Linked DNA regions of Homo sapiens: region 2 is linked to region 1. A link is an interaction called in ENCODE POLR2A ChIA-PET data of the cell type or tissue named here. Cell type or tissue: HCT116. All regions are shown on one strand. Links, peaks and the distances in the headings refer to the core of each region. The heading gives the core; the rest is flanking DNA.

Region 1 (5,069 bases), core at 1,584-4,083:
TGCCTGGCTCCCTTTTTTTTGAGACAGGGTGTCTTCTCTGTTGCCCAGGGTGGACCAGCCTCCATCTCCTGGGCTCAAGCAATCCTCCCACCTCAGCCTCCTGACTAGCTGGGACTACAAACGCCTGCCTCCGCTCCTGGATAGTTAATAGAATGTTTTTTATAGAGATGAGGTCTCGCTATATTGCCCAGTCTGGTCTGGAACTCCTGGCTTTAAGCGATCCTCCTACCTCAGCCTCCCAAGTGGCTGGGATGACAGGTGCACACCACCACACCTGGCTAATTTTTTTATTTTTTGTAGAGACGTGGTTCTGCCACGTTGCCCAGGCTAGTCTCGAACTCCTGGCCTCCAGCGATCACCCAATTTCAGCCTCCCAAAGTGCTGGGATTACCGCGCCCAGCGTGAACTGCTTTGAACCATATTGTCTACTTGACTTTCAGACAGCCAGATGGTGCAGTTGGAGTTGCAAACTCATGTGAGGTTATGAGTCATCGATCGAGATTTCACCCCTTCCTCCTAACAGCAAGGTCTGAGATACCAAATTTCCTTTTAGCTCCTGGTGTGTGTATGTTAAGGAAAGATCTTATTTTGATTTCCAATTCACCTTTATGTTGAATGGGCATGCTTTGAGGTCTTATCAGACTCAAACCTGCTTGTCTGACACCTAAGCTGTCCCCCTCCTGGGGCTACAATGACATTTTGGCCTCTGGTTGGTCCTTATTTTCTGATCACCTTGTTGCTACATTAATAAAAAATTAACTCGGCTGGGCGCGGTGGCTCACACCTGTAATCCCAGCACTTTGGGAGGCCGAAGCGGGTGGATCACCTGAGGTCAGGAGTTTGAGACCAGCCTGGCCAACGTGGCGAAGCCTTGTCTCTACTGAAAATACAAAAATTAGCCGGGCGTGGTGGTGCACGCCTGTAATCTCAGCTACTTGGGAGTCTGAGGCAAGACAATCACTTGAACCTGGGAGGTGGAGGTTGCAGTGAGCCAAGATCGTGCCATTACACTCCAGACTGGGCAACATGAGCGAAACTCCATCTCAAAAAACAAAACAAAACAAAACAAAGATTTAACTCATTTAACCCAGCATTTTTAGTTGTTTTCTTTCTTTGCTTTGGGATTAGAAGTTTCTTGTTTTTTTGATAAAGTCTCACTCTGTCACCCAGGCTGGAGTGCAGTGGTGTGATCATAGCTCACTGTAGCCTCAACTTCCTGGGCTCAAATGATCCTCCCATCACAGCCTCCCAAGTAGCTGGGACTACAGATGCGTGCCACAACAGCCAGCAGATTTTGTTTATTTTTTATAAAGGAGAGGTCTCACTATGTTGTCCAGGCTGGTCTTGAACTCCTGAGGTCAAGAGATCCTCCTGCCTCAGCCTCCCAAAGTGCTAGGATTATAGGTGTGAACCACCACATCTGGCCTGTTTTCTTGCCTTTTAATCTTGGGCCTCTTTCTAGACTGTGGGCCCTATAGGGGCACAAAAGGAGACTGTGTCAGTCTTGGTGCCACTGTGGCCCTGCGCCCCACTCAGGATTGGCGCACAGCGGTAGCGCAGGACATGTTTGTTAGGTGGAAGGCCATCCCTTCCTTCTTGGGTTCACCCAGGCCCATCTCTCCCTCCTCTCCAGCTCTGCTCCCATGGGCCCTGTGGGTGTCCATGCCTGGTTCTAAGTTCCTGACATGGCTTGACATACTTGCCTGTGGGTGGCAGCTTTGAAGATGGCCCCAGGGATCCCTGTCTCCTGCTCTTCCCACTTGTATGGTCCCCTCCCTTTGAGTGTGGGCTGGACCTAGTGACCCCTTTCTTTTTTTTTTTTTTTTTTTTGAGATGGGAGTTTCGCTTTGTCACCCAGGCTGGAGTGCAATGGCGCGATCTCGGCTCACCGCAACCTCCGCCTCCCAGGTTCAAGTTATTTTCCTGCCTTAGCCTCCTGAGTAGCTGGGATTACCGGCATGCACCACCACGCCCAGCTAATTTTGTATTTTTAGTAGAGACGGGGTTTCTCCATGTTGGCCAGGCTGGTCTTGAACTCCCGACCTCAGGTGATCTGCCCGCCTGGGCCTCCCAAAGTGCTGGGATTACAGGTGTGAGCCACTGCGCCCTGTTTTTTTTTTGAGACGGAGTCTTGCTCTGCCACCCGGGCTGGAGTGCAGTGGTGTGACTCCACTGCACCCTCCAGCTCCCAGGTTCAAGCAATTCTCCTGTCTCAGCCTCCCGAGTAGCTGGGATTACAGGTGCCTGCCACCACACCCGGATAATTTTTGTATTTTTAGTTGAGAGGGGGTTTCACCACATTGGCCAGGCTGGTCTCAAGGTCCTAACCTCAGGTCATCCGCCTGCCTTGGCCTCCCAGAATGCTGGTATTACAGGCTGAACCACTGCGCCCAGCCCTAGTGACTCCCTTCTAATGAGTAAAATACATCAGAATTGATGGAGGCTGGGTGCAGAGGCTCGTGCATATAATTCCAGCACTTTGGGAGCCCAAGATGGGAGGATTGCCTGAGGCCAGGAGTTCAAGACCAGCCTGAGCAACATGATGAGACTCCATCTCTACACGCAAAAAATTAGCTGGGGGAGTGGGGCTCTCCTGTGGTCCCAGCTACTCAGGAGGCTGAGTGGGAGGATTGCTTGAGTCCAGGAGGTCAAGGCTGCAGTGAGCCATGATTGCCCCACTGCACTCCAGCCTGGGTGAGGGAGCAAGACTCTGTCTTGAAAAATGAAGGGGTGCTGACAAATCCCATTTAACACGTGAGAGAACAGAGGCACAGAGAGGGGAGGTTATTTGCCCAGAAACACACAGCCGGGGAGGCACAGGACTCCAGAGCATGTGCTCTTAGCCACTGTGCCGCACTGGAGTGGTTGGGGTGCTAAATTTAGACCTTGGCTTCAGAAAATATTTCAGCACCCTGCCCTGACTCTCCTAACATGCCCTGTACTTCCTGCATGAAATCTGATCGTATTCATCCTTGTTGATTTCTTCCGCCCTGGAGTCCTGGGCCCAGAGCTGGACAGTGGGCTCATTGTCCCCAGGCTGGGGGTGGCTTGAGCAGCTGCCAGGCAGGGCTGCCTAGGCATGTGGCTGGAACCAAGTACAGGAATCCACTGCCTGCTGGTGTGGGCATCCTTGAGAGAGAACGAGTGAGACCAAGAGACCGGGAGGCTGGGGGTGAATCCTCGTGTTCCCACATCTAGCTCTGGTGTTTAGCCTGACGGTGACCAACTGTGGCCTCAGTTCCTGTTTCTTGTTGTTGTGTTGCCTCTGGACGGGCACCCTACTGGCAGGGGCTGTTTCCTGTGGTTACTCCCTCAATAACAGCCCTCTCCCCATGGATGTAACATTTGTACCCCATCATGGAGTTCTTGGGGTGCTCCGTCAAATTCACCCACAGGAAGCCCTTAGAGCAGAATTGGGTGTATACTAGGTGCTCCAGGCTGGGCATGGTGGCTCATGCCTGTAATCCCAGCACTTTGGGAGGCTGAGGCGGGCTGATCACCTGAGGTCAGGAGTTCGAGACTAGCCTGGCCAACGTGGCGAAACCCTGTCTCTACTAAAAATACAAAAAAATTAGCTGGGCGTGGTAGCGGGCACCTGTAATCCCAGCTACTCGGGATGCTGAGGCAGGAGAATCGTTTGAACCCGGGAGGCAGAGGTTGCAGTGAGCTGAGGTGGCACCACTGCACTCCAGCCTGGGTGACAGAGTGAGACTCTGTCTCAAAAAAAAAAAAAAAAAGGAAAAAAAAAGACGCAGGCATTGGGCACCTGCTGTGTGCCTCATGGGCACTTGGCCTGCCACTGGCTACGTCGCCAGCACTTGATAAATGCTTTGTAATAAGTCTGCCAGGGATTAGAGGGACCCTGGGAGGAGGCTTTGTTTCTGGGTTGTTCTGTCCTCAAATTGCTCTGTGACCTTGGGCGTGTCCATTCCCCACTCCGAGCCCCCAGTTCATTCATTATTTGACAAATGGGGATCTGAGGGACCTATTTTGGAGGGTGGATATAAGGTTAGCACAGGGCATGGCAGATAGTAGGTGCTTAATAAACACTGAGAATGATCATCTGTTTTTTTTTTTTTTTTTTTTTTTGAGACATGGTCTCACACTGTCACCCAGGCTGGAGTGCAGTGGTGCAATCTTGGCTCACTGCAACCTTCACCTCCCGGGTTCAAACAATTCTTATGGCTCAGCCTCCCAAGTAGCTGGGACTATAGGTGCCCACCACCACACCTGGCTAATTTTTGTATTTTTAGTAGAGACGGGGTTTTGCCATGTTGGCCAGGCTGGTCTCGAACTCCTGGCCTCAAGTGATCCACCCACCTTGGCCTACCAAAGTGCTGGGATTACAAGTGTGAGCTACTATGTCTAGCTGAGAATGATTATCTTGGCTGCTCTGTTTATTGGTTGAATGGATGAGCAGCGCTTTTTTTTTTTTTTTTTTTTTTTTGAGACTGAATCTTGCTCGATTGCCCAGGCTGGAGTGCAGTGGTGTGATCTCAGCTCACTGCAACCTCCACCTCATGGGTTCATTCTCCTGCCTCAGCCTTCTGAGTAGCTGGGATTACAGGTGTGCACCACCATGCCTGGCTACTTTTTTTGTATTTGTAGTAGAGACAGGGTTTCATCATGTTGACCAGGGTGGTCTCAAACTCCTGACCTCAGGTGATCCACCCACCTTGGCCTCCCAAAGAGCTGGGATTACAGGCATGACCCACCGTGCCTGGCCTTCTTTCTTTCTTTCTTTCTTTTTTTGAGACAGGGTCTCACTCTCATTGCCCAGGCTGGAGTGCAGTGGTGCAATCTTGGCTCACTGCAACCTCCACCTCCTGAGTTCAAGCAAGTCTCTTGCCTCAGCCTCCCGAGTAGCTGGGATTACAGGTGCCCGCCACCATGCCCGGCTAATTTTTTTGTATTTTTAGTAGAGACGGGGTTTCACCATGTTGGGCAGGCTGGTCTTGAACTCCTGCCCTCAGGTGATCCACCCACCTCAGCCTCCCAAAGTGCTGGGATTACAGGTGTGAGCCACCGCACCTGCCGCCCACCTTTTTCTAAAATAAATTTAAAAAATT
Region 2 (5,069 bases), core at 997-3,496, 290 kb after region 1:
ATAGAGTGTCATCCACCTCGATTATGGGGCTATTTGGATAGAGGGATGTATATCATTCATTCACACACTAGCTCATTCATTCATTCCACAAATATTTTTTGAGTGCCTTCTGTGTGCCAAGCACCAGCAGCAACCCAGACAGATAAAACCCCAGCCACCTTCATGCAATGTACATCTGGGCTGTGTGAGAAGAGAGATGTTAAATACAAACAAAAACATTTTTTTTCTGAGGTGAAAAGTGCTGGGAAGGGGGCCAGGTGCGGTGGCTCATGCCTGTACTCCCAGCACTTTGGGAGGCTGAAGTGGGCGGATCACCGGAGGTCAGGAGTTCAAGACCAGCCTGGGCAACATGGTGAAACTCCTCTCTACTAAAAATACAAAATTAGTCGAGTGTGGTGGCGGGTGCCTGTAATCCCAGCTACTCAGGAGGCTGAGTCAGGAGAATCGCTTGAACCCAGGAGGCGGAGGTTGCAGTGAGCCGAGATTGTGCCACTGCACTCCAGCCTGGGCAATAAGAGCGAAAACTCTGTTTTGAAAAAAAAAAAAAAAAAAGTGCTGGGAAGGGAATGAGATAGGAGTGTGAGAGATCGGGCACTTTCTCTGGGGTGGGCCCGACCTCCCTGAACTGAGACCTTAATAGAAAGGGGCAGGCCATGGGGATGTCTGAGGGACAGAGACCCGGGCAAGTGGCTCAGCCAGTGCGAAGGCCCTGAGTTGACAGGCGTGGCATGTTTACGGAAGAGTGAGGAGGCTGGCCTGGCTGCAGGGCTTGGGCAACGTGGAAAGGAAGTAGGAGGGGAGATGGCAGGGTGAGGCCTCAGGGGCCTGACACACAAATGACTTTGCATGAACCTTGTGCCCGGGCGCGGTGGCTCAAGCCTTTAATCCCAGCATTTTGGGAAGCTGAGGTGGGAGGATCACTTGAGGCCAAAAGTTCGAGACCAGCCTGGGCAACATGGAGAAACCCCTGTCTCTACTAAAAATGCAAAAATTAGCCGGGCATGGTGGCATGTGCCTGCAGTCCCAGCTATTTAGGAGGCTGAGGCAGGAGGATGGCTTGAACCCAGGTGATGGAGGCTGCAGTGAGCCATGATTGTACCACTGCACTTCAGCCTGGGTGACAGAGCCAGACCATGCCTCAAAAAAAAACAAAAATAAAAACAAAACACATAATGTGGTCCCCCGATGGCATTTGCAGTTTTCTTTGTGGCTGCTATGAGGCAAAAGTTCTGTGGGGCAGGCAGAAGTGGAGGCAGCAGGAGGAGAAGGTGGAGGGAGGCTGGATGGGGCTTCTGCTGAGTGGGGCAGGCCAAATTGACTCGATTGGGGCATGTGGTGTCTTAGTCACTCTTTTTTTTTTTTTTTTTTTTTTTTGAGACAGAGTCTCACTCTGTCGCCCAGGCTGGAGTGCAGTGGCGCGATCTTGGCTCACTGCAAGCTCCGCCTCCTGGGTTCACGCCATTCTCCTGCCTCAGCCTCCCGAGTAGCTGGGACTACAGGTGCCCACCACCACGCCCGGCTAATTTTTTGTATTTTTAGTAGAGACGGGGTTTCACCATGTTAGCCAGGATGCTCTCTCAATCTCCTGACCTTGTGATCTGCCCACCTCAGCCTCCCAAAGTGCTGGGATTACAGGCGTGAACCATTTTTTTTTTTTTTTTTGAGATGGAGTCTCGCTGTGTCACCCAGGCTGGAGTGCAGTGGTGTGATCTCGGCTCGCTGCAAGCTCCACCTCCCGGGTTCAAGCGATTCTTCTGCCACACCCAGCTAATTTTTGTATTTTAAGTACAGACGGGGGTTTCACCATGTTGCTCAGGCTGGTCTGGAACTCCTGACCTCAAGTGACCTGCTCGACTCGGTCTCCCAAAGTGCTGGGATTACCAGGGCCTGCGTTTAAATTCCAGCTCTAATGTTGATTTGTTGAGGGGCCTTGGGAGGAGCTATAGAGCTCCCTATGCCTCAGTTTCCCCATCTGTCACAGGCCCGCCTCTTACAGCTGCCATGGAGATTATATGAATTAGTATTCATTCATGTTTAGCAGGGCTCAGCGTGCAGCACATACCTGAGCCAGTGCCAGCGCTGTCCCGGGGTGGGGTGAGCCTGATGAACCCTGGGTGTGACCTTGCCCGCCCCCAGGACCTTCGCCCCGCTCTGGGAGGTCTTCCGCGTCTCCTCGGACAAGCTGGCGCTGTGCCACCTGGAACTGACACGGAAGTTACAGGATCTCATCAAGGACGTTCTCCGCTACGGCGAGGAACAGCTCAAGACCCACAAGAAGGTGTGTGTCGTGGGCGCCGCCCAGCGGCTGGGTGGGTGTGGAACACCGGCAGCTCACAGGACCCCAGATCTTCTGGGGCTTTATAACCTGCGGATGTCCGCCTCCGAGAATTCCGTTAATTCCACAACGTCAAGCCCAGGGTCTTACGGACCTGAGCGTTGTTGAATTTCAAACTTGCAAAATTCCAGACCAGGAGTTAGCACACTGTGGCCCACGGGCCAAATCCCGCCCACCCCCCACCAATGTTTGTACAGCTAAGAAGGGTTTTTTTTTTTTCTGCTTGTTTGTTTTTAAGAGACAGGGTCTCACTCTGTCACCCACATGCAGTGGCGTGATCAGAGCTCCCTGCAGCCTCAAACACTTGGGCTCAAGCGAACCTCCTGCCTCAGCCCCCACAGAATAGCTGGGACTACGTTGCACGCCACCATGCCTGGCTAATTTTTAAAAAATGTTTGGGCCTGGCGTAGTGACTCATGCCTATAATCCCAGCACTTTGGGAGGCTGAGGCAGGAGGATGGCTGGAGCCCAGGATCCTACAGGAGTTTGAGACCAGCCTGGGCAACATAGGGAGACCCCATCTTTACCAAAAAAAAAAAAACACCCAAAACTACCCAGGCATGATGGCACATGCCGGTAGTCCCAGCTACTCAGGAGGCTGAGGTGGGAGGATCACTTGAGCATGGGAGGTCGAGGCTGCAGTGAGCCATGATCATGCCACTGCACTCCAGCCTAGGCAACAGAGAAAGACTGTCTAAAAAAAAAAAAAAAAAAAACAAGAGAGAGAGATGGGTTATCACTGGTTTTTACATTATTAAAGGGTTAGAAAAAAATCTAAAGAAAAATAAAATTTCACCACATGTGAAAATTGTATGACAGTCACATATCAGTGCCAGTAAATAAAGTTTTATTGGCACAGAGCCATGCCCATTGATGTGCCTGTCATCTGTGGCTGTTTGGCACTGCAGCGACAGATTCAAGTGTTTGTATCAAGCCAAACACATTTGCTATCTGTCCCTTTACAGAAAACATTTGCCAACAGCTGTTCTAAAGCATTGGAAGTTACAGATATTCATATTTACTATTTTTACACTCTTATAAACCTAGAATCAGAAGAACCATCTTAGACTCTTAGAATTCCACAATATCCAAAGCTTATAATTGTAGAATCATAGATGCATTGTCTTTACAGAGTTCCAAAATCTGCATGTTTTTATGTCTTGTTTAAAAAGGGGGTTGGTAATACTTTGTTTTTGTTTTGTTTTGTTTTGTTTTTTTGAGATGGAGACTTGCTCTGTTGCCCAGGCTGGAGTGCAGTGTGCACAATCTCAGCTCACTGCAATCTCCATCTCTTGGGTTCAAGCAATTCTCCTGCCTCAGCCTCCCAGGTAGTTGGGATTACAGGTGTGCTGGTGCACGCCTGGCTAATTTTTTGTATTTTTAGTAGAGACAGTGTTTCACCATGTTGGCCAGGCTGGTCTTGAATTCCTGACCTCAGGTGATCTGCCCGCCTCAGCCTTCCAAAGTGTTGGGATTACAGGTGTGAGCCACCGCGCCTGGCTTTGCTGATTTTTAAATTTTTTGTATAGAAGGGATCTTGCTAGCCAGGAGCGATGGCTCATGCCTGTAATCCCAGCACTTTGGGAAGTTGAGGCAGGCATATCACTTGAAGTCAGGAGTTCCAGACCAGCCTGGCCAACATGGTGAAACCCTGTCTATACTAAAAACACAAAAATTAGCCAGACGTGGTGGCACACACACCTGTAATCCCAGCTACTCAGGAGGCTGAGACAGGAGAATGACTTGAGCCTGGGAGGTGGAGGTTGCAGTCAGTTGAGATCGCGACACACCACTCCAGCCCGGGCAACAGAGTGAGACTCTGTCTCAAAAACAAAACAAGGCAAAAAAAAAAAAAAGGAGAGAGAGAAGGGGTCCTGCTGTGTTGCCCAGGCTGGTCAAACATCTAACATATCTGCCTCAGCCTTCCAAAATGTTGGCATTACAGGCATGGGTCACTGTGCCTGGCCAGGAGTGAATTTTTAAGTGGTAAAAGCAGGCCAGGCGTGGTGTGCATGCCTGTAGTCCCAGCTACTTGGGAGGCTGAGCTGAGGTGTGAGAATTGCTTGAGCCTAAGAGTTAGAGACCAGTTTGGGCAACACAGTGAGACCCCATCTCTTAAAAAAAAAAGCTGGGCACAGTGACTTATGTCTGTAATCCCAGCACTTTGGGAGGCTGAGGCGGGCAGATCACCTGAAGTCGGGAGTTCAAGACCAGCCTGGCCAAAATGGTGAAACCCTGTCTCTACTAAAAATACAAAATTAGCCGGGCATGGTGGTGCATGCTTGTAATCCCAGCTACTTGGGAGGCTGAGGCAGGAGAATCGCTTAAACCCGGGAGGCGGAGGTTGCAGGGAGCTGAGATTGTGCCACTGCACTCCAGCCTGGGTGAAAGAGCAAGACTCCGCCTCAAAAAAAAAAAAAAAAAAAAGGCCTGGCACGGTGGCTCAAGCCTGTAATCCCAGCACTTTGGGAGTCCGAGGCAGGCAGATCACGAGGTCAGGAGATCGAGACCATCCTGACTAACACGGTGAAACCCCGTCTCTACTAAAAATACAAAAGAAAAATTAGCCGGGCGTGGTGGCGGCGCCTGTAGTCTCAGCTACTCAGGAGGCTGAGGCAGGAGAATGGCGTGAACCCGGGAGGCGGAGCTTGCAGTGAGCCAAGATCGCGCCACTGCACTCCAGCCTGGGTGACACAGCGAGACTTCGTCTCAAACACACACACACACACACACA

Evidence for each region. Peaks named below come from ENCODE experiments on the same cell type or tissue, not always from the same donor. Only the 100,000 strongest peaks of a DNase experiment are listed, where the experiment ranks them.
Region 2: POLR2A ChIA-PET joins it to region 1 with 5 read pairs; 4 of 35 experiments call an interaction of 5 or more read pairs at or near these places.

Annotation. Positions count from the first base shown.
Region 1 is chr19:17,472,818-17,477,886 of GRCh38, forward strand. All of the region lies in intron 1 of SLC27A1 (solute carrier family 27 member 1), which reads left to right. Among named protein-coding and RNA genes, the nearest start is that of SLC27A1, 4.8 kb to the left of the region's middle. RefSeq lists an enhancer at 2,863-3,157 and a silencer at 2,863-3,157. In HCT116, for the core only: no CTCF peak of the experiment used is centred there; a DNase peak (open chromatin) is centred at 2,994; H3K4me3 peaks cover 986 bases; H3K27ac peaks cover 2,500 bases.
Region 2 is chr19:17,764,533-17,769,601 of GRCh38, forward strand. It overlaps FCHO1 (FCH and mu domain containing endocytic adaptor 1), which reads left to right. Exons shown (of 29, transcript NM_015122.3): 7 at 2,137-2,278. Among named protein-coding and RNA genes, the nearest start is that of FCHO1, 16 kb to the left of the region's middle. RefSeq lists an enhancer at 1,686-2,223. In HCT116, for the core only: a CTCF peak has its summit at 2,300; a DNase peak (open chromatin) is centred at 2,269; H3K4me3 peaks cover 610 bases; H3K27ac peaks cover 624 bases.